Regions from separate parts of the Homo sapiens genome. Here region 2 is linked to region 1. The links are chromatin loops, found by intact Hi-C in ENCODE. Cell type or tissue: CD14-positive monocyte. All regions are shown on one strand. Links, peaks and the distances in the headings refer to the core of each region. The heading gives the core; the rest is flanking DNA. Region 1 overlaps BASP1 (brain abundant membrane attached signal protein 1). Region 2 has its middle 170 kb from the start of LINC02223.

What was found. Peaks named below come from ENCODE experiments on the same cell type or tissue, not always from the same donor. Only the 100,000 strongest peaks of a DNase experiment are listed, where the experiment ranks them.
Region 2: a loop joins it to region 1, with 10 times the contacts of the local background. A loop is called at or near these places in 1 of 110 quality-filtered maps.

The regions. Positions count from the first base shown.
Region 1 is chr5:17,221,726-17,238,767 of GRCh38, forward strand. All of the region lies in intron 1 of BASP1 (brain abundant membrane attached signal protein 1), which reads left to right. Among named protein-coding and RNA genes, the nearest start is that of BASP1, 13 kb to the left of the region's middle. RefSeq lists enhancers at 5,855-6,355, 7,476-7,555. In CD14-positive monocyte, for the core only: no CTCF peak of the experiment used is centred there; a DNase peak (open chromatin) is centred at 3,406; H3K27ac peaks cover 923 bases.
Region 2 is chr5:17,969,287-17,986,328 of GRCh38, forward strand. No RefSeq gene overlaps it. Among named protein-coding and RNA genes, the nearest start is that of LINC02223, 170 kb to the left of the region's middle. In CD14-positive monocyte, for the core only: no CTCF peak of the experiment used is centred there; no DNase peak of the experiment used is centred there.

The sequences.
Region 1 (17,042 bases), core at 2,116-4,615:
GAGCTTTTTTCTTTGGCTTAATTATAGTGGACAACTATTAGGAAGGAACTGTGAGGTTGCAAATAGAATATTTTGAAAGATAAAGTACTCTTTATGTGTTTTGGGGTAATGTTTTTGGAGTGGTTTCTCAGGAAATCGTATAAAGACTGGATTTGAAGAATCTAATAATTCCTATTTTGGGGTTGTAATAAGAACTACATATGATATCTAAAAATGACTTAAGTGTGGAATGGCTGGCTCTGAAGGGCTCCTCAACCTCTCAGTCTCAATTAGTGATATCAATTACACTGAAAGTGTTTTCAACAACTGAAAGTGTCAATCAACACTTTCAGTGTAATTGACATCACTAACTAATTTCAGTATATTCAGCTGTATTTTTGTTCCAGCTTGATTAATGAAGCCCGGGGGACCCCAGGAGTATTAAGTTAGAAGTAGGATGTCTCAATCCTAAAGGGGACCAAATATCATGGTTCCTATTTTCTGTCCTTGTGTTTGTAGATATTTGAAATTCTGTATTATATGGGAATTAGCCTGAAAGTGGATTTCATGATATCAAGATGGCCACCTTCCTTGAATTCCCCAGGTCTGCTTATACTTATACTTATGTAACTTAAGAAGTGGCATTTAAGTTCTCTTGAGAAAATACAAGGGTAGTCTTGAAACCACAGCAGTGCCCAGCCTGCCAAAGGAAGGCTTTTGTGAAACGCCTTTCCAGCCACAGCCTTTGAGGCAGACGTCTAGGTAAGTGTCACATGAGAACAGATGTCTGGTAAATGCTCTCAAGAGTAAAAATCAACCATACAGAGTCCATTTCTCACCAGAATATAGTTCAATTGTAATTTTGAGGAGCCACAAGCCTAAGAAGGAAGCAGTGTGATTAAAACAGCATTCTCCTTTTCCCTCTAGAAGTCAGAAATGGGATGAAATGGGAGGCAGAGAGAATGAAATAGTGTGTTTTTCTTCTGCACCCTAAGGATTTAAATAACATAAAAAATTATTTCTTAATGTTTTACAGACTTTCCATACTCAGTACATTTTTGAACAAAAATAGGGAAAGCTGAGATTTTTTGACTCAACAAGGCCGTCAGTGCTGAGAGGTGGTGATTGAGCAGGCTTGGAAGTCTAGGAATACATTCCTGAAAGCTTTAGAGATTTAGAAATAGAAACCATCTGCAAGCACCACAGGGGCCCAGGGCATAAGGAAACACTTCAGGATAATATAGGAAAATGGTGTGCAGTGGAGAAAGCAAAGCATTTACACAATATTTTCCCCTTATCACTTAAGCATTTTATAAACTCTTTTTTTTTTTGGTTCGTTTTGAAGGAGGCAGGACTGGACTTCATTGGTTTGTGTTTTGAACTTCTGTTTGAAGTAGATATTTCAGCAATTTGTACATTGTGTAGGGAGTATAATATTTAGAAAGCATGATTTGGAGGGTTAGGCATGGTGGGGATGGACTTTGGAGCCACAGCACCAGGTTCGAATCTTCTCTCAGCCATTTACTGGTTGTATGATCTTTGGTAAATTGCTTACCTTCTCTGTGCCTCAATTTTATTTAGAAAATGGGAATTGTGATACATGGTTACTGTAAGTATTAAACAAAATTGTCATGCACTTAGGACAATGCCTCCTTATATTCAGTGCATCTTTTTAAAGGAGTGTGAATATCAGTTTTCTTTACTGCATCCTTCATCTATAGCTACTCATATGTTTGTTTCAAAGAGACCATTATTGCAAGACAGGCCAATGGTGGTGCCTTGCTCAGTAGGTAGAATATAGAAGTCTGCGGTTTAGAAAACTCCTCCAGGTGTGGTTAAGAATACGCTAAATACGTCAGTAGTTCATGTGGACTAAGTTTCAAAAGTGGGTAGGTTAATACAACCCAGCCTCCATACTGAATTTGTACTTTTTTTAATTGAAGGAAAAAAATGAAAGTCCTTGGAACTTCAGAGACAGGATTACTGCTTTGATATGTTGAGACCTGGACTCACCCTGATTAGCTGTATGACCTTGGGTGTAGATGTAACTCATTCAGATTCCTGAAAATCCTTAGCTTTGTTGTGTCTTGAATCAGATGTATCATTAGCATTTGAAAGAAGTCTAAGTCATTAGTACTAAGGTTGATAAGCCAACTTAGGTATTTTACATTCCATATTATTCCCACTACCTCCACCCTGCCCCTGCCAAACAGGCATCAGATGCCCACCGCCTCCATACCTGGAGTAAAACTGAAAGTTGTATTATGTAGGAATGTAAAGATGTTGTGATCTATTGACAAATCTTTGGAAGGAATTATCCCCGTGGGGACCTTAGAAATCAGGAACTCTGAACAACAAAACAAAAAAGTCTTTGGAATTTCAGCTATTTGGGGTGGATCAATTCTGGAACTGGTCTTAACATTTCAGACATTTACTTCAGGGATATGCCCAAGGATTTGCTTTTGTCCTTCTGGACACTTTGTTGTTGAGCAAAGGTGAATTCACTCTCATTTTGGGTAAATTGTTGTTTAACAGCTTCCTTAAACAGGTTTTTGTATCTTACGGATTCTGGAGGGAAGTCATATATTTTACTCTATCTGTCAGGTGTTCACTGTAAGGAAGGGGATTTTAGATATAGTGGTTATGTCTTTTAAAAAGTTTCCTAGGATTTCAATCCGTGTAGATGGAGCTACACTGTACTTCTCCTAAGCCTTGGCCATTTTATCTTAGGTAATATGGACTCTTCAGGGGGGGAAAAAAGGGGAAGGGGGGCTCTTGAATAAAATGGGTAGCCTTTTCACATATTGACATCTTCAGTATTAATTTAGAGAGAGCGATACTAACTTCTTCAATGAAAAATTATTTATGGAAGAGATCCAGTGTATACTTCTAATATTTCATCAGTATTACGTTAAATTGCTTGTAGATTAGAGGTGCTTCTTGTCATAGTGAATGGAGACTAATACCTTAAGTCATTCCTTTCTAGTATGATGATTGTGGTTGCTCTTACTGAGGACTATAAATGTGGATTTGGTTGATACTTTCACGTTTCTCCTTGGACATTGCAGATGGAAGTCATAACCCCAAATGTCTTACTTATCTGCAATTTTGCTCTGAGATATGGACCAGGCTCTAGCAGACCGTCTGCCACTGTGTAGTTAGTGTTGCCTGATTAGAAATAAACCAAGTCCTGCCTAAATTGGTCAATCTGTTTTGTTCCGCGTCCACGCAGGATCCACTTACAGAAAGCCAGTGGCTGCTTTTAACCACTATCGAAACCTCAGTCCTTTGTAAGTACTTTCCTTGGAGCAGAAGGTTTAAAAGCTCATGACTAAACACTCATTTTGGAACTCAAAATAATCTTAGAGAAGTTAGTGGGTTGCTCAGAGTCCCACGAGCTGCTTATGGGCTGCGTGGAAACCCAGGTTATTTCCCCATAAAGCCTCACTCCTGCTGCCCCTCTCTTCTGAGAGAGAAGCAGAGAATGTCTAATTGAGTCACTCTTACTCACTGTCTGCAACGTAAAACTTTTTTTTCTACCATTTTTTTTTGTACCCTAGAACCATTAAAAAAAAAACCAGTCTGGATCCTATATCCGTCTCATGATCTCCCCCAGAGGAGACCTCTTCGGCCTTTTAATACACCACACATGCCCCAGGGGGACGGTGCAGTCACTACCTGCTGCCACTTCATCCACAGGCCATCTTCCCCTCAACTTACTCCTTTCTGCTTCTTACATTATGTGCACGTGGTTTCCTTTATATGCCAAAAAGTATATGGCATGCACTGAAATAACTTTCTTCATAAAACTAAACTTTAGTTTTTCTAAAATTTAAGTTAAATCCTTGTTTTTCTCCCAAAATGCACAGTGGTTGGGGGCTGGGAAGCTGGCGATGGTGGGTATGTGTTTGAAAAGAACGCCAGCTGGCTTTAGACTTATTTGGGGGCTATAGAGCAAGCGGAGCAGTCAGGCATCCCACCCACCCCTGAAATGCTCGGGGCCCTCTTGGCAGATCCAGTGTGCACGTTGTCGTGGCAGGTGGTGGATGGAGAGCTTTTATGCCGATTTCTAGCGTTATCTGGCTTATTGGTTTGAGAGCTGCATACAACGGGATGTTTAATCTTTTTTATTTAAAATTACCATTTATAGTATTTGGGGTGATTTAGAGGATTTAAAAAATCTGTTAGATTCTGAAGTAGTCCTTAAAATATGGAACATAAGTGCTTAAGATGCTAAAACACTTTCTAAAGCATACTATTGGGATGTTTGAAACTGATGTTGGTAAATGTAAACTGTGTGCATTTGTGTTTGGATAATCTGTGATAAGTTTAGTTTTTGATGAGACACAATTTTAATTTCACATTTAAAATGACATATTGAGGTCAATAAGAGCAGGTTTGAATTTACATTTTCCAGAGAAACCCACAATTAATAGGTAACTTTTATTTTCATAATGCTTTTAATTATTACACTTACGTAGATTCAGAAATGGATATATTCCTAAAATAAACCAAAATTAAAACTTCTTTGTCTTTTTAAAGAAAAGCTGTGGTTCTATTAGAGAAAAATACTTCTTTTTTAAGTTTATGAAGAAATAGCTGTTAGATAAAAACTTTTCCTGGTTGAGCTTTCTAAATTACAAATTTCCTGAATTGCATGGCAAAGTGACTTTGAAAAGACCCACTTCATTTTTCCTTTGACAGTCTATTCAAAACACCATTACCACGTAGACTAATACAATAACCAAGGTAAATAGTAACAAGATCTAATGGGGGAAATAGTGTATCAAAAGGGGGAAAACAGTATCCACTGACAGAGAGAACTAGCTGTTTCTTAAAGAGACAGAGAAGAAAGGTTTCCTCGGAGTTATTGGGTCTTCATAGGATGGTCTCCTGTCCTTCTCTGAGCTTGCCTTGGAAACTGTAGAGGCTGTAGGAATATTTGCTGTCTTTAACCCTTACTAATGTTCTCAGCTATTTCATTAGAGGATCACAGTGTCTGTATTTGCCTTAGGTGTAAGATGATTGGAGAAAAGGAAAATGTAGAGAAATCAGATTGACTTTAGATGGACAGGCAGAGAGTTCTGGAGTGACTTCCCACTCCTTAATTCTGCAATGCACCCAGAAGGCAGGGTGAGGTTAGATGATCACCTGGGTATTTACTATAGCCATTATTACTGTGATTAGATAAAGTGTCCTGGAATCTTCTCTGAATAACTCATTTTTCTTTTTTTTTTTTTTCTTTTTTTCGTTTTGCTCTGTCGCCCAGGCTGGAGTGCAGTGGCGCAATCTCAGCTCACTGCAACCTCAGCCTCCTGGGTTCAAGCGATTCTCCTGCCTCAGCCTCCCGAGTAGCTGGGATTACTGGCACCCGCCACCATGCCCAGCTAATTTTTTCGTATTTTTAGTAGAGACAAGGTTTCACCATGTTGGTCAGGCTGGTCTTGAACTCCTGACTTCGTGATCCACCTGTCTTGGCCTCCCAAAGTGCTAGGATTACAGGTGTGAGCCACCGCACCCGTCCTTTTTTCTTTTTAGACAGTCTCACTCTGTCGCCCAGGCTGGAGTGCAGTGGCGCAATTTCTGCTCACCACAACCTCTGCCTCCTGGGTTCAAGCAATTCTCGTGCCTCAGCCTCCCTAGTAGCTGGGACTACAGGTGTACGCCACCAAGCTTGACTAATTTTTATATATATATATATATACAATATTTTTTTTGACAGAGTCTCGCCGTGTCGCCCAGGCTGGAGTGCAGTGGCACGATCTCGGCTCACTGCAACCTCCGCCTCCCAGGTTCAAGCAATTCTTTTGCCCCAGCCTCCAAAGTAGCTGGGCCTACAGGTGCCGCCACTATGCCCGGCTAATTTTTTTGTATTTTTTAGTAGAGATGGGGTTTCACTATATTGGCCAGGCTGGTCACAAACTCCTAACCTCAAGTGATCTGCTCTCCTTGGCCTCCCAAAGTGCTGGGATTACAGGCGTGAGCCACCATGCCCGGCCAATAACTCATTTTTCTAAGGAAGAAAGAATCTCGATTAACAATTGGTGATGACAGTGCCTCCAAAGGCTTCTCATAATCACCCAACCTCAGGTAAACAGGGTGAATGCCACCCTATTGACAGGAGGTTTATTGTGGCACTGGGTTTTGCTCAGTAGCCCTGGTGATCTGTTGTTGAGAACCCAAGCTCATATTTCCCAAGGCTCACCCAACTGGACTTTAGAAACCTGGTTCCAGAATTTTCAAATGTTTGGTTTTCAGGCAGATAGTAACAAGTGTTTGTACCAATGTTCTCCAGAAGGTTGTTAAGACAAGATTGATAATGCTTCCCAGGTATGTGTTTCTTTTTCTGACTCACAGCTGCATGTTACTAGTTTTCCTCATCTGACCCGATGATTGACTGATGGAAAGTCTCATTGAAGGTTTGGTTATCCTTTCATTGGTAGAAGAGACAAAAACAGGACATAAGTGGCTTATTCCATTCACCTCTACTTTTCTATTGTAACTGGATTTATTTCTGCCATCCAGACAGAGAGCCTGGGCTTTGATTTCATCTGTACCAAAGTTTTCTGGGTGGACAGGTACAGGGGGTCATCGTAAGAGAACTCAACTGACCACAATGCAGAGAGAGGTAACTATCCAATGGAATGGTAACATGGTTCCACTACGGTAAGAACTGTAGTGTTAAATGAAATGAATTCTTAATGGGAAAGGAGTCCTATGAATATTTCTAAGTTGTTATGTTTAACTTAACTAACTCTTAAATGCAGGGAATTTAACTTAAAAGTGAATTTAACAAAGAAGTGAATTTAAAAGCCAACAAGCTTCATATCTCTCCACCTCACCCCAAACCCGTGTTAATTAGCCCTTCTTGCTTAAATCAAATCACCTTGTTGAAATTTAATGCTGTGACTAGCAATGTATTCTTTGACCATATCCTTGTTTCCAGCAACAAATACTGCCACGTTAAGGGGAGAAGGAAGTGATGGATAGAGGGACCAGTTGGCAGATTGGGACACACGTACAAACACTATTCCTTTAACTTGCTTTCTTTAGATCCGTAGTTCCTACCTGTGAGTCTCATTTCTGTATTGATCCGCATTGGCTAAGCATACGACTAAAGCGGGATTCTTTGTCTTTTCTTCAGTGAGCTAGCCAGGAATCTCAGAAAAAGGGCAAAGAAGTCCAGAATGATGTAATGCTGCAAAAAATGTTACTGCTGTTTCTAAGGGGAGTGGAAGAAACCCAAGCCAGTTTTGAGTTGAGTGTGCTTCCTGTTGGAAGGGGGTGAGAATTCAGAGATGTATACCTATTAAAAAAAAAACAAAACTCTTAGGATATCACACAGCGTGGCAAACCAGCAAGCCCTGACCTGTTAGCAGTTGTTTGCATAGTTTACCAGGTAGAGAAAGCATCCACAGATAGAATCAAATGTTTGAGGACACTAACGTGCACTGTGGTTAGTGTGAGGTTTAACTGGCTGGGGACACATTTCCACTTAAATCTGATTCTGATAACACATTTAACTACTTCCCTAGCTAATTACACAGTTCCAGGCTTGAGAGAGGAAAAGGCACCTGTGAGCAGTGGCATGTCTTGTTAAATAAGGTTTGAAAACCCTTCCGAAAAGGAAGAAATGGCTGTACTTGGGGACGTTTGAGCATAGTAATTGTGCAGCCTTGCTCCTGGCTGAGGGGAGGGGAAAGAAAGCCCTTGGTTTCTGCTCCAAGAAGTGTTCAAATTCCCCTTATGTGGGCAGAATTTTTGGTAAGTACAATACAGGAAGCAAAACTGCATTGTTCTAGGTCAGCAGTCAATGACCTATTGTTTCTGAGCCCCTCTGTTCCCTCCTCACTTTGTGTTCAGGGGACGAAAGCCCAGAGCAGGAGAAGAGGAAGGGAAGTCTGGGAGAGGCTGGGAAGATGCACCCGCATTAACACAAGTTGGAGAGGCACCAATGCTCTCCTCCTGTGTCTACTCAGGCTGCCATAACAAAATAACAGATGGGATAACTTAACAAAAATATATTTTTTCATAGTTCTGCAGGCTGGAAGTCCAAGATCAACATGTTGGTAGGATTGGGTTTTTTTTTTTTTTTTTTTGATGGAGTCTTGCTCTGTCACCCAGGCTGGAGTGCAGTGGCACTATCTTGGCTCACTGCAACCTCTGCCTCCCGGGTTCAAGCAGTTCTCTGCCTCAGCCTCCCAAGTAGCTGGGATTATAGGCGTGTGCCACCACGCCCAGCTAATTTTTTTGTATTTTTAGTAGAGATAGGGTTTCACCATCTTGGCCAGGCTGGTCTTGAACTCCAAAGTGCTGGGATTACAGGCATGAGCTACCGCACCTGGCCCAGACTTGAGTTTTCTAAATCAGAATGGAATGATCCTGGGGAAGCTCATTTTAAAATCTCCTACCCAGAGTGGCAATGGTAGAGAGCCCTTCTTGTTCTAGACAGAAGAGTTGACCAGATGCCTAGGCCACTTTAAAATCCTATTCTAGCATCTGTGCTTTCTTTTAGGGATTCATTAGACAGACTCTTAACGGTGGAACAGATTTTACTGGATAGAGACTTGGGGTTGAAGACAGAAGGCAGGGGCTTGAATAGAAGCAAGTGCAGGAAGAGTGGTGGGGGTTTTGACAGAAAGTTTATGAATCAGTGGGACACCGAGGAAAGGGAAGTGTGTGTCGGGAATCATGGAAATCCTCCATGACTATAGAAACCAAGGCTAATGAATTTTGGGGCCTTTCCAAGCAATAAAACAAGTAGTGATACTTACAGGGATTCTTTTGAGGGGCATTCTCAACAAGTGTGGGTGTGGGTAAGTCTACACTTAACCCTTTTGAGAGGGTCCTTTTTATTATTATTTCATTTTATTTTATTTTTTGAGACAGGGGCTCGCTCTGTGATGCAGGCTGCAGTGGTGTGATCTCATCTCACTGCAACCTCCGCCTCCCGAGTTCAAGCGATTCTCCTGCCTCAGCCTCCCAAGTAGGTGGGATTACAGGTGTGTGCCACCATGCCTGGCTAATTTTTGTCTTTTGTTTTAGGGGAGATGGGGTTTCGTCATGTTGGCCAGGCTGGTCTCCAACTCCTGACCTCAAATGATCCACCCGCCTTGGCCTCCCAAAGTGCTGGGATTACAGGCCACTGCGCCCAGCCCGAGAGGGTCTTTTTAAAACAGTTTACGACTTTTAGGCGTACCCTGTCAAGTAATTCAGTTATTGCTTTCCTGGCTCAAATTTAAGGTCACATTACGTTAACTCTGGCAATACAAATATTGCCTCATGAATCCCCAGTGAAATTGAGAATTAACAATTTAATTTTACTACACTAGATAAACAAACCACTGGTCTTAAAAATAATTGAAACGATGCTGTTTAATGTCTTTTATAACAACTTTCACTGAATTGTTTTCTACATAAAACATAGGATGTAAGTTATTGTAGAATTTAAAAATTTTAACTCTTAAAATTTATGCAGTGTCTATTTTCAATGCAATGTCAGTGAGGACCTTTAGCACTCACTTTCCTGGTAGATAGCACCTTCTTCCAATCATGCCAGAAAACTAGGCTTGTCTCCTGGAATTCCCCATATGGCCTCCTTCCTGGGTAGTGAAACTCACATATGTCCATTTCCCTCTACTTGAAGCCATTAATCTAGTGGAAGCTTCTATTCTCTCCTGGATCACTGCCCTAATACTCTCCTAAATCCAAGCATGACATTCCTCTGCTTAAGATTTTAGGCCTAACTCTCCATTAAACCTGGAATAAAACACCGGCTCTCAGCATGTTCACCTTCTATTTTCGTCTCTTACCTCCGTTCCTACACACTCTCTCACCCACCCTCTTCAGCCATACCAACAGGCTCCCAGGTCTCCCAGGGCTCCAAGCTCATGCCTACTGCTTTTTCTGCCTGGAATATTCTTTTCCCCACTGTTGAAGTTACTCCTAGTTCAGATCTCAGCTTAAATGTCACTCTTGCAAAGATGTTCCCACACCTCCTGGCACTGGGCATTTTTGTCCCTGCATTTGCCAGAATTGATGAGATTATGTAACGTCTCTGCTCCTCTAGATTAAAACATCCAGGAGGCAGGGATGTGTCTGTTTTGTGGACCCATAACAGTGCCCTATAACAATTTCTGATCCATACCAAGCACCCCATGTCTGTTCAGTGTTGAAGGTTGTCTACAGTACATTATGTTCATGGAGAGCACGTGTCTTCTGAACATCGCCTTTGGCAGCTGAGATGACTTCCATAAATGGGCCAAAATTTCACCTCATCAGTTGTGCTTACTATGAAGATGAATAGCTGATGAACTCCAATTACAGTAATTATTCTGTTTCCAGGCAATAACCTTAGCAGTAGTTGTTCTAAAGCCCTGAGACATTACAAGTAATGAGTACTGATGGCTCATGCATCTGAGTGTCCTCCCAAGGTAGAGTCCGAAATGAAAAATGAAGCTGTGTATTATTTGAGGGAGACAAATAGTATTACATTGTGGGAACCTTTCAGAAACACAACACGATGAGTGAAAGCTGAGGATGATTGTGGTTACACTCCTCGTCTGTCCTTCCAGGTTATTGAATGCTTTTGGTCTGCTTTGGATCAATCATTATTGAACAACTTAACTGAATGCATTTTAGTAACAGCCTTTGTGAAGCTGCGAACATCAGGTCCCTAGAAAAGCAGGTGGCTTGAAATCTTTACACATTAGTCAATTATAAACCTAATGAAGTAAAAACGAATTTAGCTCTAATTCTGCGCTGTGACTACTTACTCTGCATCGTGAGTTCTACGAGGTTAGGACCTTGCTTTGTTCATCTTTGGATGTCAGTTTCTAGCACCTAACCGAACCTGTGGTCCAGTAAAGGGCTGGATACGTGGAAGGGCATGTTTCATGGTCATGTGACATCATGCTGTGCAAATAAGGCACATTTCAGAACGCTGTCCTTTACTTTCACATCCAGGAACCAGCTTGTAACGAACCTTTGGCAAACATCACCGTGGATTTTTCTTTTTCTTTTTTTTTTGGAGGAGGAGGTGGGGCACAACTAAGACATCATTTGTGATTTACTCCCCCTCCTCTTCCATGTCACATACCTCTTAGATGGTCAACATTCACCTTCTGCTGTCTCATTTCTGAGACATGAGACAGCCATCGGACTTAGTTTTAACTAGGATTATTAGAAATATTTTTGTGTCCATCTTGAGATCTCTCATCAGATCAATGTCTAGTTTTCTTTTGCTGATTCTTATTGATGGAATTCTTATTAAATAAAAAAGTTTGTAGCTTTTCACAATGGTATGAAATTGATTTCTAAAGTAATCTGTAGTTAAATAATAATGCAAGATTCCAGTAAGCATGTCTAGTTCTAGCAATACAATTTACTCATTCCAAAACATTTCTGGATGTTGATCCTTTATTTGCAAAATTTTTATTTTCATAGGCTTCTGGTTTGCATATTAAAACTATAGTTGTAGTTGAGGTGATGGTAGGCGTCTTTATTGTCTATACCTGTGAGCTGGGTTGAAATATAAGATATTCTCATACCATCTCTATAATCTATGCCATAAACACTTGGCACTTTATTAAATCAATACTTGGTCTGAAGATTGTCTCATTTTAAATGAATTCAGCTCATGAATTGGCCAGTGGCATCCTCTTCAGCTGAAACTCCTATATCTCCTTCCCCTTCTTTGTGTTCCTCCCCTAACATACAGCTGATACTCCCTGGGTAAGATCTGAAGGAGCTGGCTGTGGGTCATCTAGTCCAGAAGGCCATGTCAGTGTTATTTAAATCAGGTAGTAGAATGGGAAGGGCAGTTTGCAATTAATTTTTTATCTTAATGTTTCGAGTCTCTAGTGCACCATACTGCCTCCTGGTTTCTCACAGACCTACTGTATGTTTTGTTTGGAAGCCTTGGCTCATCTTGTGGGTTGTGTACTTAGCTGGAATGACATGGTATCGATGGTTGAGGAGCAATTTATGACACAGATGAGTAATTAGGTGACTGATACGCCTTTTGATGTGTGTTTCCAAGTAGATGATATTTTCTTTTCTTTGTTTTTTTTTTTTCAACATTCTGATATGATTTGCTAGTGATGGTGATGGTGTCATTTTGGTTTCAAAACTGGAAAATACAGGCCGGGCGCAGTGGCTCACGCCTGTAATGCCAGCACTTTGGGAGGCCGAGGCGGACAGATTGCCTGAGTTCAGGAGTTCTATACCAGCCTGGCTAACATAGTGAAACCCCATCTCTACTAAAAATACAAAAAAATTAGCTGGGCGTGGTGGCACACGCCTGTTGTCTCAGCTACTGGGGAGGCTGAGGCAGTAGAATTGCTTCAACCCAGGAGGTGGAGGTTGTAGTGAGTTGAGATCGCGCCACTGCACTCCAGCCTGCACGACAGAGTGAGACTCAGTCTCAAAAACAAACAAACAAACAAAACAAACAAAAAACAATACTGGAAAATACAAACAAGCCCAAGGAGTGATTGGTAGATGTTTAGAGTCTACCATTTCTCGACTTCAGGAAATGTCTGTGTGTATCTCAGTCTTCTGCTATTGTAGGCACACATCATACTTCAACTGTATGAAGATTATTCTATTCCTGCTCTATAAATATGTTATTGGATTGGATGAGCAAGATATACACTTACACATTTGAAGCCGTAAGTAAAAAAAAAAATTATATAGTTAAAAGGTACAAATAATTGCTTTTGTGATGAATTTGTTCTTTAAATGAAACATCAGTGGCATTTGTTCATGTAGTTCTCAGATAAAACTTCCTAAAAGTGGTTCAAGTGATTTCAAAATGCCAAGAATATGTTGCAAACTTGTTTTTTTGTATACAAATGAACAGCTGACATGAGGTTTTTCTACCATGTGAATGTGACGTGGGAACATACAAACCACACTAAAATATTGCAGAATTGATGTTTGTTTATTGATGGAGTTGGGAGACGCATCTCCTTTAAGTAGCTTACAGTGGGTGAAGGCAAACAAGGAAATCAGTAATTACAGCGAAGCAAATGTTGGTCCGTAGATACATGGGGTAGAGATATAAACAGCAGATAGTCATTAAGTTTACTACTCCGATCAATTATATTCTTTTTCTTCAATCTGTCCCTAGATCCACCTCTTTTGCCTGACTAAGCCATGTGAGATATTCCAGTGAGATATTCAATTGGCTATTATTTAAAGAGTTTTATGTGAATATCACTGTAGAGAATATGGAAGAATTCAGCATCGATTACATTTAGTTTAAAGGTCTTAATCACTAGATAGAAAAGAGATTTACACATCTTAAATTTCCATTAAAAAGCAGGCATTTGGGGATTAGAAACTGAAGGAAAAGATTTCCAAGAGTAGCTAGTTCTTAAAACACAGTAAGAATATGCTTTAGCTCTTGAACACAGTGTTTGTAGTTACTGTCAGACTCCTTGGGGAAGTGTCTTCTGCTGGGGCTCTCACCTGACAGGCTAACTGCATTAAGATGGGCCACTCAGCTTGAGAAACAGGAAGAATTGCTGTTGCTCCCGTCTGCTATTTATGTTTTTCTTTTTTTTTTTTTTGAGACTGAGTCTCACTCTGTCACCCAGGCTGGAGTGCAGTGGTGCGATCTTGGCTCACTGAAAGCTTCATCTCCCAGGTTCACGCCATTCTCCTGCCTCAGCCTCCCGAGTAGCTGGGATTACAGGTGCCCGCCACCAGGCCGGGCTAATTTTTTTTGTATTTTTAGTAGAGACGGGGTTTCACCGTGTTAGCCAGGATGGTCTCGATCTCATGACCTCATGATCAGCCCACCTCGGCCTCCCAAAGTGCTAGGATTACAGGCGTGAGCCACCACGCCTGGCCTGCTCTTTATGTTTTTTCATATGAATTACATTTCCTTACATCCCTATTCAGATGTCGACGTTACTTTTGCTCAAAAGTGCTCCTTTCTCTTGACTCCTGAGTTGCAAATAGCTTACCAAGGTAGCTGGGACTCTTGACCATGATGTTTTTTAAAATGAAATCTGTCAACAAATGAAAGACAGGATTGGTAACTAGTATTTTATCATTCCTCCAGCCTTCATCCTCCAGCTTGATTTATACTAACCACCATCTGAAATTGATGATTGTTTCCCATGACCCCACAGGGAGATTCCTTGGATGTAGGAACTCTGCCTGATTTTTGTTTTCCTAGACCTTCAGACACTACTTGGCCCAGAGTAATTGCTCTTTATGAATCACTGCTTTAGTCCAAGCTTGTCCAGTTCTCTGCCCAGGACTGCTTTGAATGTGGCCCAACACCAGTTTGCAAACTTTCTTAAAACATGAGACTTTTTTTTTTCTTTTTTAGCTCATTAGCTATTGTTAGCGTATTTTATGTGTGGCCCAAGACAATTCTTCCAGTGTGGCCCAGGGAAGCCAAAAGATTGGACACCCCCACCCTTGCGTTTAGTCTTTAAGACTATTCTACCTTGGGGGAGAAAAGCAAAAATGATTTCTTATTACACGTATTTAAACCAGTATTTACATTTGTAGGGATCTTGGGCAGGTTATCCAGAGAGCGAGTTTCTTTTCTTTTTTTTGGGATGGAGTTTCACTCTTGTTGCCCAGGCTGGAGTGTAATGGCGTGATCTCGGCTCACTGTGGCCTCTGCCTCCCGGGTTCAAGCAATTCTCCTGCCTCAGCCTCTGGAGTAGCTGGGATTACAGGCACCTGCCACCATGCCTGGCTAATTTTTTGTATTTTTAGTAGAGACGGGGTTTCGCCTTGTTGGTCAGGCTGGTCTCAAACTCCTGACCTTAGGTGATCCGCCTGCCTCTGCCTCCCAAAGTGCTGGGATTACAGGCGTGAGCCACCGCGCTCGGCCGAGAGCTAGTTTCCTGATTGATAAAATGTTCACTGTTTGTTCATATCCTCTCCTGTGTAGTTAGATGGCTACTGAATATATCCTGAGAGCAGGTCCTAAGAGTTTATTTTTCATGTTATTGTTGGAAATAAAAACCCAGAAATATTTTAATAATAGGAATTAAAGATATGAAGACCCTGATATCTGAAAGCTGAGTGGTTCAAATATGGTGAGCAATGCACTCTTAACTAGACCCATATCTTAAGGGAAAAAAATGTTTTTAGTACTTTTCTTGGTATCTTCTAATCTTCAGAAAAAAATTCTTAATAGGCAGTCGATGTAAATAAAACAAAATTCTGTATATTTAAAAAGCTGCTTGCGCTACTGTGTCATTCCTCTGGAATTTTCAAAAGCTGAGATTTTTCTGTATACTTTGAAAGCTAATGAAATCTACCAGCCCACCGGGTAGTAAACAACCAAGAATTCTTGATGGAGGTATTGTAAAGAAAGGTGATAAGGTGGCTGGGCATGGTGGCTCACGCCTGTAATTGCAGCACTTTGGGAGGTCGAGGTGGGCGGATCACGAGGTTAGGAGATCCAGACCATCCTGGCTAACACGTGAAAACCTGTCTCTACTAAAAATACAAAAAATTAGCTGGGCGTGGTGGTGGGCGCCTGTAGTCCCAGCTACTTGGGAGGCTGAGGCAGGAGAATGGCGTGAACCCGGGAGGCGGAGCTTGCAGTGAGCCGAGATCGCACCACTGCACTCCAGCCTGGGCGACACAGCGAGACTCCGTCTCAAAACAAAACAAAACAAAAAAAAGAAAGAAAGGTGATAAGGCTATCTAATGAAGGACCCAAAGAACTCTCACTGAGCTCACCCAGAATGCTTTTCTGGATTAAAGCACAGACTGAGAACCTGTTCTTAACATTAGTGACTTCGGTATGGCTCATTTTGAAGAAAGAAAATTGCCTAAATCTATAGTTGAGCTTGCACACATTACAGGTCTCTGGAAATAAGATGCTTAAACAGGTTCTATAATCTGGTTCTTGCTAGGTGAGTGTCCCCTGACATTGCTTTTTTTTTTTTTTTTCCGTGATGGAGTCTCGCTCTGCCACTCAGGCTGTAGTGCAGTGGCTCACTGTAACCTCCACCTCTTGGGTTCAAGTGAATCTCCTGCCTCCACCTCCCGAGTAGCTGGGACTACAGGCATGCACCACCATGCCTGGCTAATTTTTGAATTTTTAGTAGAGACAGTGTTTCACCATGTTGGCCAGGCTTGTCTTGAATTCCTCACCTCAAGTGATCCACCCACGTCGGCCTCCCAAAGTGCTGGGATTACAGGCATGAGCCACTGTGTCCGGCCCCCTGACATTGCTTTCTAAAGTAAGATTACCTGTAGTTCTCAGTGTTCGCCAAGCATGTATGAAACACAACGTATGTTAAGAGGCTGTTTAATTACATAAATGCTTATTTGGGGGATTCTTGTTCTCAGTGGCCTTCTCTCTTTTGGATGGATATACACAGTTTGATTGGCACTCCTATTGACACTTTATTTGGTTTGTGACTTGTTTGTCTCGGTGCCTTTCTATTAATATATTTTTTCTATTTAAACTACCCTCTTTTTTTCAGTACAGCACTGGACATTTTCTTTGAAATCTTCCAGATTCATTTGGTTGTCTTCCTCATCTCAGCTGTCTTATGCAGGAAAAGTGGTCACTGTTCAGTCAATTCATTCTACGTAGCTGGCTATCTGAGTTTTTTTTTTATCGAAACCAAAATAAAACTTAAAAGAAACAGAAGAAGCTGAGTCTCCCTCCCCTCCCTTTCAACTAACACCTACTGATGTTTATCTTGGAAATAATTTGACGTCTATTTGATGAAACCTGTAGTTAAGTGTTAATGGAGACTAACGTCAAGCTTCAGAACAGTGAGGAGAAACCTTTAGTATTGTGTGTCTAGCATTTGATGCAAGTGCTCTGTGGAAACCATGGAAGCTGGGATAAAAATGCTCGCCTGATCCCCAGATAGTCTCATCTGAATGTACTGAGGCATCACCGCATTCATTCCAAATCTGAACCTGACCTACTTTTCCCCTTCATCTCCTGCCATCTCTTCCCTAGTTTGTCATCTTCTTTTCCAGCACCACGAATGGTTCATGCTTTCTGATAAATATCTGATGTATGGCATCAATTATATGACTATTTAAACATGACTCATAGT
Region 2 (17,042 bases), core at 7,035-9,534, 750 kb after region 1:
AGTAACATCCTGTATTTTCTTTTCTGAATCATCACACTTTTAATGATGTCCAATACACATACCTTATTTGAATCCACTGGGACCAGAAAAAAGGAAACAAATGGGTCAGTGTTTTAGTCCATTTTCACACTGCTATAAAGAAATGCCTGAGACTGGGTAATTTATAAAGGAAAGACGTTTAATTGACTCACAGTCCTGCATGCCTGGGGACGTCTCAGGAAACTTATAATCATTACAGAAGGGTAAGCAAACACGTCCTTCTTCACAAGGAGGCAGGAGAGAAGGAGTGCATGAGAACACAGGAAAAAAAAAACTACCATTTATAAAATCATCAGATGTCATGAGAATTCACCCACTATGACAAGAACAGCATGGGGGAAACTGCCCCCATAATCCAACCACTTCCCACCAGTCTCCCTCAACATCTAGTGATTACAATTCAAGATGACATTTGAGTGAGGATACAAAGCCTAACCATATTAGTCAGCATTGAGGGGACTATCATTGGGAAGTAGTGGCCCTACTTACCTTTCTGCCACTGAAGCCAACAACACAGCAGATCTTCCTTAGGAGAGCATTGGAGGGAATGGCATTCTGTTTCCTCAAGGCTAGGCTAAGTTTGGTCAAGAATACAGGAGAAAGAAAAAGGTGAGTTTATCTACAATGTGATTTAAAAGTGTAAAATGAAAAAGAGGAGTAAAAGACCAGGTAGATAAGATGAAATGGTATTCTGCTGGAGCTAGGGAAGGCTTATACTGGGAATGATAACATTTCACTCTCTGGCTCCTTTAATATGAAGTTTTCTTTCATTTCAGATATTACCCAAAGTAGGCAGATAAAACCTCGTTTTGATCAGTCATGACTAGTCTACCACATTGTGCTCTGTGTTTATCCCTTTGACTCGAATTCCCTAAGTTTAGTTTATTTCTCTCAGGTTCCAATTTGCAATTGCCCCCGTTAGCAAACCATCCAGATTTCTTTCTCAGACATTCTGACTTCAGTTCCCTGCTCATCTCTACAATTTGTGCTCTGCCAGTTTGACACTGTGTTCAAGCTCCAGTAAGAAACTTGCCCTCCCTATTCCAAGCCAGTTGGAATTTCTGATTGTCTCTCTAACAGGCTTTATATTTATCCCTTTTCTTTTCCAGTCATGCATATAAGGGGAGCAGTATTTAGGAAATTGAATGCACTACATGTTACTAGTAGGAGCAAAAGTAAGCACTGGGTTAGCAAGACTTGATCCGAAATGCTGGAAGAATTATGAATGTGAAGATCCATGAGGACACTGGGGCATTTTGCTTCTTCACACTTATCATTCTTAAACATATGACTTTCTACTTACTGGCATAAAAAATGTTCTGTAGCCAATTTCTCTGATATCTGGGGCATCAGTGGCTGTTTGTTATTCTTTTCTGTCGAGACTTTGAATCCTATTTAAGAGGCATTTGGTATCTGTATGGCCCCAATATTCTGGCTCATAGTCATTGCCCAAAACTTCTTGGTTATTAATATAGATAATGGATATATTTCTTGTAGAACTGTTACACAAGAATCCCCAAATATAGTTTAAAGGAACAGATAAAATTAACATACATTATTTAAATGATTTTAGTACCTAGTATATGTTTGACAAAAGTACTATTTATTCAATGATTTTTCCCTCTACCCCATGAAGATTCTATAAAGAATCTATAAAAGATTTAATATAGTTAACAACTATGATTTTAATGACTTTAATTAAAATAACAAATTGCTTTAGATTCTTCAGTGGCTATCGGATTTCTTGGCTATATGGAGTAACAGATTCATTCCCATGTTTTAAAAATAGCTTTAAAAAACATTAAAACAGGATGAAGAACATTTAGAATGGTCTTGTCATTTATTTCTTTCTTTTCTAAAAGCGATTTGGCATCTTTTTCTCATAAAAGATGGAAATATATAATGAGAAAAGAATAAGCGACAATATGGATAAACAGATAAAAAGCAAACTTTATTAATGCAATGCTTGATTGCATGGAAACAATATATTATAGTTATTCAAATAATAAGATTTTTCCACCAATTCATTTTCCATTATTATCTCTTTTGTATAGTCAATCCCTTTCCAGTTCTTTATTGCATTCATAAGGGTTTGGTATCAACACCAGTGAATACTCCCATCTCAACTGTGGAAAATTAGGTTAAGCTTCAGCCAGGCTAACAGAGAACTGGTACATATCGGCGGCTTATCAACAAAGGTTTCTCCCTTATGCTGTGGGTCCAAGATGGGCTTACTGAGGCTCACTCCATGTTTTTTGAAGGACATGGCCAGACATTGTGGCAGAGGGGCAGAGCCCCTGAGAACCTTGGACTGCTCCTCTGATTTAAAAATGATACACATGCCATTTCCATACACATTTCGTTGGTCATAAAAGGTCACGTAGTCATGCCTGAGTTCAACAGGCTGGAAATGTACAGTTTTTCCAAAGGGAGGGTGACTAAAAGATCCATTGGATATAAAGGTGACTAAAAATACAACATACCTCATTTTCTTCTTCTCTGTGAAGAAGATTTAGTACTTTGAGTTTAAGTAAACTGTTCAATATCACACAACAGGTAAGTTATCAGACAAAGGTACACATTTAAACAGTTTAATTTCCAAAGCATGATATTACAGTTTTACTGTGTGCCTCTTTCCTGAACATGGTTAAATGGGTTGAGATTCTCCTGGCACCAAGAAAGTGTGAAAAATTAGATTTCTTGAAAAAATTATAGGGAATCCATGTTTATCAGAACTGTCATACATTAATAATGGAATTCAAAATTTCCTGTTTTTTCTTTTGTCCTTCCTTTGGTCGTATCACAGTCATAACCTTGATCTTTACACTCAATTTTTATCTGCCTCTTCATGCATACAAAATCTATGTAGTTACTTGATGTTACTGCTGATGAGAAAGAGAATGCCAATGTTTAATCAAACAGAGGACAGCATGAGGTCATGGGAAAACAACATATACATATAATGTCTTCTAACTTTTAAAGTAGATGACAATTTGGTTTCAATCATTGTGGTTTTAGTTTCTAATATCATTTTACATTGTTATGCTTTCTAACTAAAGAGTTCAAGTGAATTGTGGTATAACTCATTTCTCTTTCATTGCTATGGACTATTGCAATATCATTCAATTACACAGTCTCATAAAATGCTTGGGGCCAAATCTTTTATGGATATTTGACACTCAGAATTACATTTAAGACATTTATATGTATCTCTAGAGAAACTATAGTATTTAGATATTATATGGATTATGCCTTTTCATGAAATAAATACATGGATTTTGATGATTCTTGCCTCTCTGTAGCTGTGCCATTTTAAAAATAGTGTTTTAAATAGCTTAATTTAAATGTGTTTTAAATAGTTGATATTTATGTTTATATATATATTTTTAAATAATGTAGAAAACATAGCTTATAATCTTAGGCTTGATTGATATTTTCCTTGTAGAATGCTCTAGGTGCATGACAATTCCTGTGTAACATCATAAAACACATCCTTGTTAGTGCCTGGGGATTTACTGTTAATCATTTCATTTCTGATTTGTTTTAACTGTATGTGGTATTGAGGTTGGGGGAAGAAAAATGAAGAAAAAGATTTTGAGGACAAAAAACAGGAGGTAAATGAAGATTTATTAAGAATACTATTCCAAGGATGTTAAAGTAAGTAAAATGCTATAAATATTCATAGCATTTGACATTCTTCAAACTAAATATTTTATTAGAATAATAGCATTTCTAGTATTAATTATTTCCTATTTGAATATAATGATTCCTAGGCTGGGACATGTGCTATTACTACCCAAAATGGTACTTGGCTCCAAGGATATATCATACATTATATATTGAATAAATAAATAAATATTGCATAAGAAAACAAAATGCTTACAATTTTATAACTGGAAATTAACTTATTGTGGAGTTCTTTATTTGCAGTTAAGTATAAATATAATTTAGAGATTATTTTATTAAGGATAAAATAACATAATAATTTAAGATAAAAATAACACTGATGAAGTGATTATATTTTAAAATTAATTTTAGGAGGAACAGTTGAGGAATCTGCAAATTACTTTGAGCTACTTTTTCTTTTTATACTTGACTTACCTGGTAGTGGAGTGCAGGTTTTACAACTGGCTGTTGCATAATAAATATTCACTATTTCAGGTTTCAGTTTAACAACACTCTAAGACTCTATTAAAGTTTCCAGGCACAGAAGTCAGATTTCTAAAGTCCACAACAACGTCTAGTTGGAGAAAAGATTTGGCTTTCTTAAATATTTTCTTCTAAATGTAAGATAATCTCACTTCTCAGTCAAGTCTGATGCAAATTATTTTTATTGGAAACAAAATTATCCAAGAACAAATTAAATTTGTGCATTCCAAGTTATTTTCTGATGTATTTACCAGATTGGTTCAAAGTATATAGTCCATTTTGCTAAATAAGCAGGCATCCTTATAATGAAAATTCAATATAGACAGTAAATGTTAAAGAAGATGTTTAATTATTGTTTTAGCTTATAATTCTTCATAATAGTTAGAAATATGAAAATCCTTGTAGCTCTAATGTTCCCTATAGTTTGTTTCCAAGTATATAAATAAGAAGCTAGACTTATTAACTATGTATTTTAAAATAATGATATGTATTTGAATAAAAATCAATATAAACTTCTTAGAAGTTCATAATCTGAACTCCAAAAAGTCTTTGGGGTTCAAAACACCAGTATTATAAAAATAATTCCTTTTATTGCAAATTGCAATTTTGATAAAATTTTATATATTTTTTTCTCATATGATCTTCTTAACAATTACATGTTGCAGGCGGATTATTTGTTAACTTAATAGACTATAACTTAGAGAGTTTCAATGATTAGTGATGTTTACAAAGTTAGTGAAGACAGAATTAAGACTTCCGACTTCAATTCTATCTCTCTTCAGCATGGCAAATGTTATATGTTTAACATGTTTTTTATTTGTAATTTCACAATACTTACATATAATTCCATGTTGAGTTTTGTTATCTTGAGTAAATTCTTATTAACTTGTGGAATTTCTCTCGCAATATTATATTTCAGGATTAAAAAAAATCTTTAGCCTGGGCACGGTGGCTCACGCCTGTAATGCCAGCACTTTGGGAGGCCGAGGTGGGCAGATCACGAGGTTAGGAGATTGAGACCATCCTGGGTAACACGGTGAAACCCTGTCTCTACTAAAAATACAAAAAATTAGCCGGGTGTGGTGGCGGGCGCCTGTAGTCCCAGCTACTCAGGAGGCTGAGGCAGGAGAATGCCATGAACCCGGGAGGCAGAGCTTGCAGTAAGCCGAGATCGTGCCACTGCACTCCAGCCTGGGCGACAGAGTGAGACTCCGTCTCAAAAAAAAAAAAAAATCTTTAAAGCAGAATCCCAGTTTCTCAAATTGTGGTTCATAGATCACCTGTTACAGAGTGAATTGTTTTGATGGATGGAACTGCAGGTTCCTTTGCTCTACATACTGATAAGAATCTCTGAGGAAGGGTCAAGGGTTTGCATTGTAACAAGCTTTCTGGGTAACATAGAACATATGTAACAATGAAGGAACAATCTTACCAGTGAAAGAAGATAATAAAACTGGTAGATAAATCGTGGTTAATCAGGAAAAGGCTTTTAATGCAAACTAAGGTTTAGGATTAGATGGTAATAAGTTATTATACATTGTCAACCAGGTTATGAAATAAATATTATTTTATAGAATAATTTACCTAATAATGTTACGAAAGGTAACAAAAAGTAGAAAGATGATTGAAAACAAGGTAAACTTTAGAAGGCTATTTCCCAAATTCAGTCATAAAATGTTGTAAGTAGAAGAGGATAAGATTAATTAAAAGGCAATATAAAAATAGAACATAAGAGGATCTTTGAGGGAAGGGAAAACATAATTTTGATATAACACATGAGGGGATAACTTTAGCTTTCTAAACTAGCAATCAAACACTTAGTGGTAGTAACACAGTGAAATAGGGAAGGTTCATAACTTGGGTTAGGAATAATTTGCCAACTGTAAGCATACTAAATTTCAGAATTCAGTCAAGATATTCTAGGTAGAAATATGGATTGTAGCCAACCTATGAGGTGGAGTTAGAAAAATGCTTTGAGAATTATTAGCATGAAAGTTAAATCTGAAAGAACAGAAGTATAAGAAGTATCTAAGAAAATGAACAAAAAGGAGATAAAACATTGATGACAGAGAAATCTCAGAGTCACATTAATAGTAAACACAGAGCATAGTTCTTGGCGCTTCATACATTGGAACTCATTTAATTGCACAAAAACCCTATGAGAAGGGTACTATTGTAATCCACTTTTTAGAGGTAAAGAAACTTAGCTCCAAAGAGGTCTAGAAATGGCTTCATTCTAGACATAGAAAGTAGCAGAAACAAAATAGTAACCCAGAATATTTGGCTTCAGAGGCAATGCTCTCTATAGTCTACTTGATTCTTATGCCTCAGTTATGAAAGCTAATGAGCACAGGGAGCCAAGGAAGAAGACTATTGAACTTACACACATCCCAATAAAGAATGAGGAGAACTAAGTTATGGGAAACTGTAGAATAAGTATAAGGAATCTCTGTACAATCTTTTTTTTCATTTATTACAACTACAATCTGTAGTTGTACCTGACTACAGATACAACATGAATAATAAAGGCAAAAATTCCTATCATGGGAGAAATTTGAAGGTCTGAGAAAAAGATCATATTTCTGAATTATTGACCTCCGTGCAAAAATAAAGGACAAAGATATAGAAAGGTATAGTCCTAATCATCACGTTGCCACATATACAAATTAGCTTATTGGAAAATAGTAATTAGGCAGAAAGACTTAAAACCATAAAGAGAAAAATGTTTCTCCAGTTCATTAACTCAGAAGTGATAAGTGAATTCTTTCCTAATCCAACTAACTTGGGAATGTGTCAAACATAAATAACAAAGAATATAAATGCAACTTATTTCCAGTAAATCGATATGATAGAATGGCTGGTCAAGGACACACACAATGATTGTACTGAAATTGTATCTAAATTCTATTGAAGAGACAACTGAAGTGAAGTTAAAAAAGACCAAAAAACAGTATGTAATATTTATATTCCTCTTATGTGTAAGCATTGCATATCCAAAAAGATGAAAAGGGAGCAAGTCAATCAAATACATTTCTATTCATAAGTGATATAGATTTTATGGGCCAGACAGGCCTGAACATTTTTATGCATGTTCATGGCTAATACCTGTTCCACATTTTTGCAAGCCCAGTAATCCTTGCGTCTTAGTTAGTTTAAGCTGTGTCTTAGTTCTTTTGGGTTGCCATAAAAAATACCTTAGATAGGGTACATTATAAGCAACAGAAATGTATTGCTCACAGTTCTGGAAGTTGAGGATTTCAAGGTCAAGGCACTAGCAGATTTGGTGTCTGGTAAAAGCTTACTCTGGGGGGAGGGTGACCAAAATTCAGACCATAGAAAGATGCTGTAACAAAATAGACCAGGTGGCTTAAACAACAGTTCTGGATGCTGGGAAGTTTGAGATCGGGGTGCCAGCATGGTCGAAGTCTGGTGAGGTCTTGCTGACTTGCGTATATAGCGCCTTTCTCACTGTGTCCTCAAGTGGTTTAAAGGAGAAGTTCTGGTGTCTCTTCCTCTTGTTCTAAGGACACTAATCACATCATGAGGGCCACACTTCCAAGACCTCATCTAAACCTAATTACCTGCCAAAGGCCCCACTTTCTAATATGATCATCTGGGGGTTAGGGCTTCAGCAATATGAATTTTGGGGGTACACATTTAGTTCATAACACCTTCTGTTGATGGGAATTGACTCATGCTGATTACTAAAAGTGTATAGTCCATTTTGCTATTACCTTCTTTAGGATGAAGATGGAATCCAGGTTAACTATTGTTAATAGCCTCTCAATTTTCCTCCTTACTCCACATTCGGCAAAAATTATTTTTTCTGAAATACGGGTCATTGATTCATTCAGTGTTCAACAAAAATACGTTGAGTTCCTACTGTATGCAAGGCATTCTGTTAGATGCTGTTTTAATTATCCTCCTTTTACATTTAAAAAAATGGTAGACTAATTCTTCAATGGTTTTTCATTTATGCTTATGCAATATCCAAATACAATTACTACGTTACCTACAAAATAAATCCTAACTCTTAAACCCCAGAGTGTTCTAAAGTATAGTCTTGACCTTTTTGCCTTTCACTTTCTTCCTGCTATTCTAGCTGGATAGGAGTAATTCTTCTTTCTTATACATGCTTTCTTGATTATTTATCTTTGTTCAATATTTCCTTTTAAGTCCATTTTCTAGCATTTTATTCCACGAACGTCCTATTCGTCATTTGAAGCATAACACACACATTATTTTCTACAACAAGACTTTTTCTCATTTTCTAAAACCTGTCCTCTTTCACCCCTTCATCCAAGTAATCTTTTCATAGTATGAATTCTGGTAAAATTCTAACTATAGTCTTCCTAAGACACTCAGTTTCTAACTAATGAGCACTTACTGTGTGGCAGTCACCGTCCTGTAACCTGGAATGTGGTCAGGAAGGAATAGACAACACAATTTAGTCTCTGAATTTAAATTAGGTCTAATGAGAAGATTGGCATATAAATAGAAGAGTAAAAAATCATTTGGTAGGTGCAGTATCATGCTAATGGTAAGAAAAGTGAAATCAATTTTGTCAACAACTATGGACTGAAATACAGAATGTAAAATGAAGAAAATGGGAGAGGCAGGACTTGAGAAGGGATAAGGGTCAGTGCCAAGTTACTGATGAGCTGCATGCACCATGAGATGGAGTTTGGGATGTTTTTCAAAGTGTCCTCTACATTTAGAGTTCTCCCTCAACAGTAGTACAATATATAACAATTTCTCCCTTAGTACCTTGAGGATAATAATCTTTTATGATGAAGCCTTCACATTTCAGGCTTAACTATCTCTCTCTTAATGTATCAAAACCCACTTAAAGCTATCATGTACTGTAAAGTGGCATAAAACTTAAAAGAATAAGAATTATGTGGATATAGATGAGAATTTTTCGAGGTTAAAGTTTATAGCAATAGTGAGATCAAATAAGATGAGATGAATAAGTGAAACTCAGATGACACAACTACTTCATCACACTCCAGGAAGTCTCTTGATATTGGCCGAAACTACGAGAAGCAATTTTGATTTTCAGGATCATTTCAAATTTTAAAATGTCAAAGGATTTTAATACTCTTTTCAAATTGGCAATTTTGTTCTATGCCAAATAAAACTTTATCCTATTACTTTTAAAGTATGACATCCAGGAAAAACTAAATGAATGATACTTTATAAAATCAATATAATTAGGTTATTTTCTCCATGATAAAAATATTTAAAGTAAGTCAAAGACTCGGTCATAAAATACTATGATTAAAATCATTTTGAGATCAAGCATAACAAATTGCAGAATTCTGCAGAAAGTGCAAGTCCAAATATTATATATAGAAATTAAAAATGTAACAGTGAGAAATTACTGATATACAGATAGACCTGCAAATTTGGAAAAAAAAAAAACCTACTAGTCTTAGATCCAGTCCTTCTTTACTTATGAGAAAAGTCATTTAACTTCTCTTGAATTGTATGTGTTCTTATATAATGAAAAAACTGGACCAGGTCAGTGGTTCTGATAAATTAACAAAATATACACATGTATATAGCTATTATTTTCATTTGAAAATTTGATATATATTAGAATTACACACATTTAAAGTTTCATTACAGAAGGTCCTCAATTTATGATACTTCAACTTAGGATTTTTATGATGATTCAACAATAATATGCTTTCAGTAGAAACTGTACTTCAAGTTTTGAATTTTGATCCTTTCCTGGGAGCAACATGTGACAGGATACACTCTCATAATGCTGGGCCACGGCGATAACCTGCAACTCCCAGAACAACTGATATTCTGCAGTGGGCTATGTGGCCAGTAGAGTTTGCCCAACTGTAGGTTAAATATAACTGTTCTGTATATGTTTAAGGCTTTTCTATTTGGTAGATTAAGGGTGTGAAATGCATTTCCAACGTGATATTTTCAACTTATGATGGGTTTATCAGGACATTACCCCATTACCCCATTGTAAATTGAGGAGCATCTGTAATTTCTTTTTCTTTTCTGTTTATTTTTTTTTAATTTTTTTTTATTTTTTATTTTTGAGACGGAGTCTCGCTCTGTCGCCAGGCTGGAGTGCTGTGGCGCGATCTCGGCTCACTGCGACCTCTGCCTCCTGGGTTCACGCCATTCTCCTGCCTCAGCCTCTAGAGTAGCTGGGACTACAGGCACCCGCCACCATGCCCGGCTAATTTTTGTATTTTTAGTAAAGACGGGGTTTCACCATGTTGGCTAGGATGGTCTCAATCTCCTGACCTTGTGATCCACCCGCCTCTGCCTCCCAAAGTGCTGGGATTGCAGGCATGAGCCACTGACCCTGACTACATCTGTGATTTCTAGACCCTGGTCTACCTGAGAAAATCTATAGTCTCGTCCATCCTCTTGTTTCAACCTCTATAGTTTTATAAATTAGAACACCACAATTTTGCAGTATTTTAGATTGTGTGAGGATTTCTTTAACATTACTTCACGAGATTTTTGGCAGGTGTGGTGGCTCACACCTGTAACGCTAGCACTTTGGGAGGCCGAGATGGGAGGATGGCTTGAGCCCAGAAGTTAGAGGCTGCAATGAGCTGTGATTGTGCCACTGCACTCCAGCCCAGCCTGGGTGATAGGAAAAAGACCCTATGTCTTAAAAAAAAAAGTTTTGAGTAAAAGAAAAAAAATTCTGTCTTCTCATTATTCAACTCACTTAAAATGGTGATTAAAAAAAATTAAGACCAAAATTCTAAATTCTCTATCAATTCAAGCTCTATAAAATATTGCTCAGTGATAAGAAATGCTCTCTATGATGTCTCAAACACAAAGAAATCCTCAAGATGTTATAACTTATCCTTCAGACAACAAAAATTTAAAGTAAAAATCTTTTAAGTCTTTTTGTATAGGAACCAGAAAGCATTTCTTAGCTACATACTATATTACTGTTGTATAAGTAGATACTTAACATATGAAACAATTTTTATAGAGGAATGAATATTTCAGCTTCTACTGTAGAAGGATACCCAGCCCTATGAAGATTAATATTGGCCAAAGCTTTTCTCATTGCACATAATGTCATTTGGAGCTCTAAAATAGCTGCCTTATCCCTAAAATATTATCATCAGTTCAAGGATATAGTCATTATTAAGCTAAATGTAAGGGAAATTAAATAATGTGGCTCTTACAGAACAAGTGAAAAACAACAATAATTTAAAGACATATAAAAAGTTATAGGAGAACTTTACATAGTTATTACCTTGTTTGCAAATGTGCAACTTACTACCAAAATAAAGGATCAATCCAGATTATCCTATGGCTATACTACAATGCAAAGAAGTAGAAGAGTCATATAAAGAATCACTTCATTCCATTTTTTCCTAACAGAGGTATATTTAAAAATCAATATAAATATATATTTAATTTTTTTTCAACAACATCAGAGTTGATTACTGAAGCTGAGAATGCTTGTCAGTATAAGTGATAATACGTGTTATGACATTAACCCAGGTAGATTGCATTCTGATGACCAAATTGATTTTAAAAATACATGTAAAGTAAACTTTTCATAGTATGAATTTTTGAAAGGAATACTTTTGAAAGCATACATAGTTTAAAAGACAACTGTATGTGCTGGTTCAAAGCAGCCTCTGGAGCAAGGATTTGACTCCTGGCTCTAACACTACTGCTGTGACACCTGCTAGCTGCCTCATCTTGGCGAGCCACTCAAATGTTAATGTCCTCATCTGAGAAGCATGATGATTATACACCTACTCCATAAGGTTATTGCAGCAGGTAGCTGAGATTCTATGTATGAAATACTTAGGACCTTGTCTGGCAGATGGTAGTTGCTATAAAATATTTGCTGTTATTATTATATATTTTATTATTGGGACCAGTGAATAGGTTTAAATTTAAAGTCACACTTACGTTTTAGGTAATGTTCCAGATCCTTTTAGCACCAAGGCACAAAATGTTGATTGATATAAATAAAGATGACACTTAAAGTAGTTTCTCATTTTGTTATTAGCAAATGCTAATTGTCTTTAGGTCGCAGACACCTTCAAGACTCAAATATCACCAGCAATACTGAAATTCTTTTACGTGAGAAAAATGTATTCATATATATAGCTTTGCAACCTATTTTAGGGGATTCAAGGAAAACATATTAGTAAACTCTTACATAATGAATAACTTTTGGGTATAGGTACTGAAAAGGATGTCATGACAAAGACACGAAAAACCATCACAAAAAAGCAAAACTTGACAAATGGGATCTAATTAAACTTAAGAGCTTCTGCACAGCAAAGGAAACTATCAACAGAGTAAACAGACAACCTACAAAATGGGAGAAAATATTTGCAAATGACACATCTGATAAAGGTCTAATATTCAGCATCTATAAGGAACATAAACAAATTTACAAGAGAAAAACCAACAACCCCATTAAAAAGTGGGCAAAGGACATGAATAGACACTCTTAAAAAGAAGACATACATGTGGCCAACAAACATATGAAACAAAGCTCAGTATCACTGATCATTAGAGAAATGCAAATCAAAACCACAACAAGATACCATCTCACACCAGTCACAATGGCTACTAAAAAGTCAAAAAATAACGGATGCTGAGGTTGCAGAGAAAAGAGAACTCTTATACCCTGTTGGTGGGAGTGTAAATTAGTTCAGCCATTGTGGAAAACAGTATGGTAATTCCTCAAAGAGCTAAAAGCAGAACTACCATTCCACCCAGCAATTCCATTACTAGGTACATACCCAGAGGAATGTAAGTCATTCTACCATAAAGACACATGTATGTGAAAGTTCACTGCAGCACTATTCATGATAGCAAAGACATGGAATCAACCTAAATGCCCATAAAATAAAATATGGTACATATACACCATGGAATACTATGCAGCCAAATAAAGAACAAGAGTTATGTCTTTTTTGGGAACATTGATGGAGCTGGAGGCTATTATCCTTAGCAAAATAATGCAGGAACAGAAAACCAATACCATATTTTCTCACTTATAAGTGGGAGCTAAATGATGAGAATTCATGAACCAAAGAAGGGAACAATAGACACTGGGGCCTGCTTGAGAGTGGAGGGTGAGAGGAGGAAGAGGAGCAGAAAAGATAACTATTGGGTACTGGGCTTCGTACCTGGGTGACAAAATAATCTGTACAAGAGATCTCTGTGACATGAGTTTACCTATGTAACAAACCTTCACATGTACCTCTAAAGCTAAAATAACAGATTTTTTAATTATTAACTTTTAAGGGTTAGATTTATTGTGTTCTTGCTCTAATGAAAATATTAGGTATTTTATTTATCTATCTATTTATTTATTTATTTATTTATTTATTTATTTATTTTTAGACAGAGGCTCATTCTGTTTCCCAGGTTGGAGTGCAGTGGCACCATCTCAGCTCACTGCAACCTCCTCCTCCTGGGGTCAAGCAATTCTCCTACCTCAGCCTCCCAAGTAGCTAGGATTACAGGTGTGTGACACCATGCCCGGCTAATTTTTGTATTTTTAGTAGAGGCGGGGTTTCACCATGTTGGCCAGGATGGTCTCTAACTTCTGATCTCGTGATCCACCCACCTTGGCCTCCCAAAGTGCTGGGATTACAAGCGTGAGCCATGGCACCCAGCCGATATTAGGTAATTTTATGTGTAGAATAGAAATGTATCTTATGTAAGTCACTTATGTGAAAAAAGACACTTGCACACACTTGTTCATAGCAGCACAATTCACAATTGCAAAAACATGCAACCAGCTTAAATGGCCATCAACCAATCAGTGGATAAAGAAAATGTAATATATACATATATACATCATGGAATACTACTTGACTATAAAAAGAAACAAAATAATGGCATTCGCAGTAACCTAGATGGAGTTGGAGGCCATTATTATAAGTGAAGTTATTCAGTAATGGAAAACCAAATATTGTATGTTCTCACTTATAAGTGGGAGCTAAGCTACAAGGATGCAAAGGCATAAGAATGATACAACGGACTTTGGGGACTCCGGGGAAAGGGTGGGAGTGGGGTGAGCGATAACAGACGACACATTGGGTACAGTATATACTGCTCAGGTAACGGGTGCACCAAAATCTCAGAAATCACCACTGAAGAACTTATTCATGTAACCAAAAACCACCTATTCCCCCAAAACTATTGAAATAAAAAAATTTTTAAGTCTTCTCTATATATCATCTCTGTAAATAGTTATTCATATCATTATGTCATAATTTAAAAATAAATGCCACATTTTCTTTCTTTGTAAAACACCTTAAGTTTTTAAAGTTACTTCAAAAACATACATTCAGAATTTTACTCTAAAGACAGCTCTGGCATGCTAATTAAAAGCTGAAACAAATCTGGATGACAACTTATCTTAATTGGAAACATTAGGAAGAAACATTGATTGCATCAATCACTAAAAGATGACACTGTAGCACCCCTGAAGTATTTATTCAGAGCAACTGAGGTGTGAGATTTTTTTCATCCCCCGGAAAACAGCACCTGCTGAGTAGGCAACATTTTTGCCTATAACTACATTCTGCTGTAGTAGTCACTACAGTAATTAAACTTTAATAAAATTAGTGTTTTAGACATTAAAAGTAACGTCCTCATTTCATAATTTAAAAAATCAATGAATGCACTTTAATAGGTTTTTGTTTCCAAGGCTACACCAGACTGGAAGAAAAAGGTTCTGTAATAACATAATACATTTTTCTTTACACTGTCCAGTTATAGCTCTAGAACTTCATCACTTTCTCAATTTCTCTTCTTTATTCTTGTGCTCTTCTTTTGAAGGCTCAGAAATTGGTCTAAAGGAGCCTCCACTGAAACATTATCTGAGTATCCCCACTCCAAGCTGCTCTCAAGATAAAGTACTTCTTTCCCAGCCATTGTCACCATGCCACGTGTGTGAGAATTGCTTCTTATCTGTTTGCTACTTTGGGGAACAAAGTGCGCAGGCTGAATTCTGTGTTCACCCTGTTGCCTGAGTCTACATGTGTAGGGATATGTAGACTTTTAGAATGGAAAAAAGATTAAAATCTGCTATCCTTTAAGACTTTTCACCCCGAAATTCAAGGATTTCTTTTTTTAATTTTAATTTTTTTTTTTTTGACAGGATCTTGCTCTGTCACCCAGGCTGGAGTGCAGTGGTGTGATCTCAGTTCATTGCAACCTCTGCCCCCTGAACTCAAGTCATCCTCTCACCTCAGCCTCCTGAATAGCTAGACTACAGGTGTGCACAACCATGCCTGGCTAATTTTTGTATGTTTTGTAGAGACAAGCTTTTGCCATGTTGCCCAGGTTGATCTCAAACTCCTGAGCTCAAGCAATTACCCCACCTTGGCCTCCCAAAGTGCTGGGATTAGAGGCTTGAGACACTGCACCTCAGCCTCCATGACTTTCAGTGTAAAATTCGATGTCTACATCCTTGTACCCATCGCAGCTATCAAGATATAGGATGTTTGCATCATCTCAAAGAGTTTCCATGATCTCCTTTGCAGTCAGTCTCTTCCCTTTTCCATGGCCCCGGGCAGCACTAATCAGCTGTCACTATACTTTTGCCTTTTATAGAATTTAATTTAATGAAATCATAAAGCATATAATCTTTTGTAGTTGCCTTTTCACATTTATTTAGCATAATTCTTTTGTGATTCATTCCTTTTTTTTTTTTTTGACAGAGTCTCGCTCTGTCGCCAGGCAGGAATGCTGTGGCATGATCTCGGCTCACTGCAACCTCCAACTCCCTGGTTCAAGTGATTCACTTGTCTCAGCCTCCCAAGTAGCTGGGAATACAGGCACGTGCCACCATGCCTAGCTAATTTTTGTATTTTTAGTAGAGACAGGGATTCACTGTGTTAGCCAGGATGGTCTTGATCTCCTCACCTTGTGATCCACCCGCCTCAGCCAACCAAAGTGCTGGGATTACAGGCGTGAGCCACCGTGCCTGGCCCGTTCCTATTTTTATATGTATCTGTGGTATGTTCCTCTTTATTGTGGAGTTCTATATTCCACTGTATGAATAATTCATTGATTAGTTGACAAACATTTGGTTTATTTGCAAGTTTGACTATTGTAAACAAAACTTCCATGGACATCATATAAAAAAGTCTTTCTGTGGACAAGTCTTTTTGTTACACATTTTTCTTGAGTCATTGCTAGGAGTCTGCTTTTTTTAAACTCACAAAAAAAGTATCTTTATAAGAAACTGTCAACTGTTTTCCAAAACATCTGTATCATATATATTTCCACAAACAAGAAATGAATATTTCATACATAGAAAACTACTGACCCATCATATCACCTCACCTATATCAGATAATGTGTCCATGAGAATTAATCTTTTGTAATGTTTTGTAGTGTTAAGCTACTTAATTTGTTACTGAATCATACTTTATCGAATACTGACTAAAAGAATTTTCAAGCTGAAAGATTTAGCCAATTTTTAGGATAAGTAAGGACAATGCTGATTAGGATGCGGCCTTGATATTGCACAGCCTAAAGTGCTTTCTCCTGGCATCTTAGTTAGAGGTGCTTTAATACAGAGTTGATACTTTATTCTATTACTTCTATGGATTAATCTTGAAATAGAAGTGAGAAGTTAGTATCACATAGTATCCCGCTTGAACAAACCAGTGTTTTATTCCTGGATAGAGCCATCTCCCTAGCTCTAGGGTGGTGGTGAGAACATGGTGTCAAACCTTCCAAAAACTTTATATGTGCAAATTCTCTCATCTTTTTGGGGAATGATTAAATATAAGAAAATAGCTGAGGATCATGTGATATTTGAGAAAAAAATCCTTTAATTTGAGTGTAGGTGTCAAAAT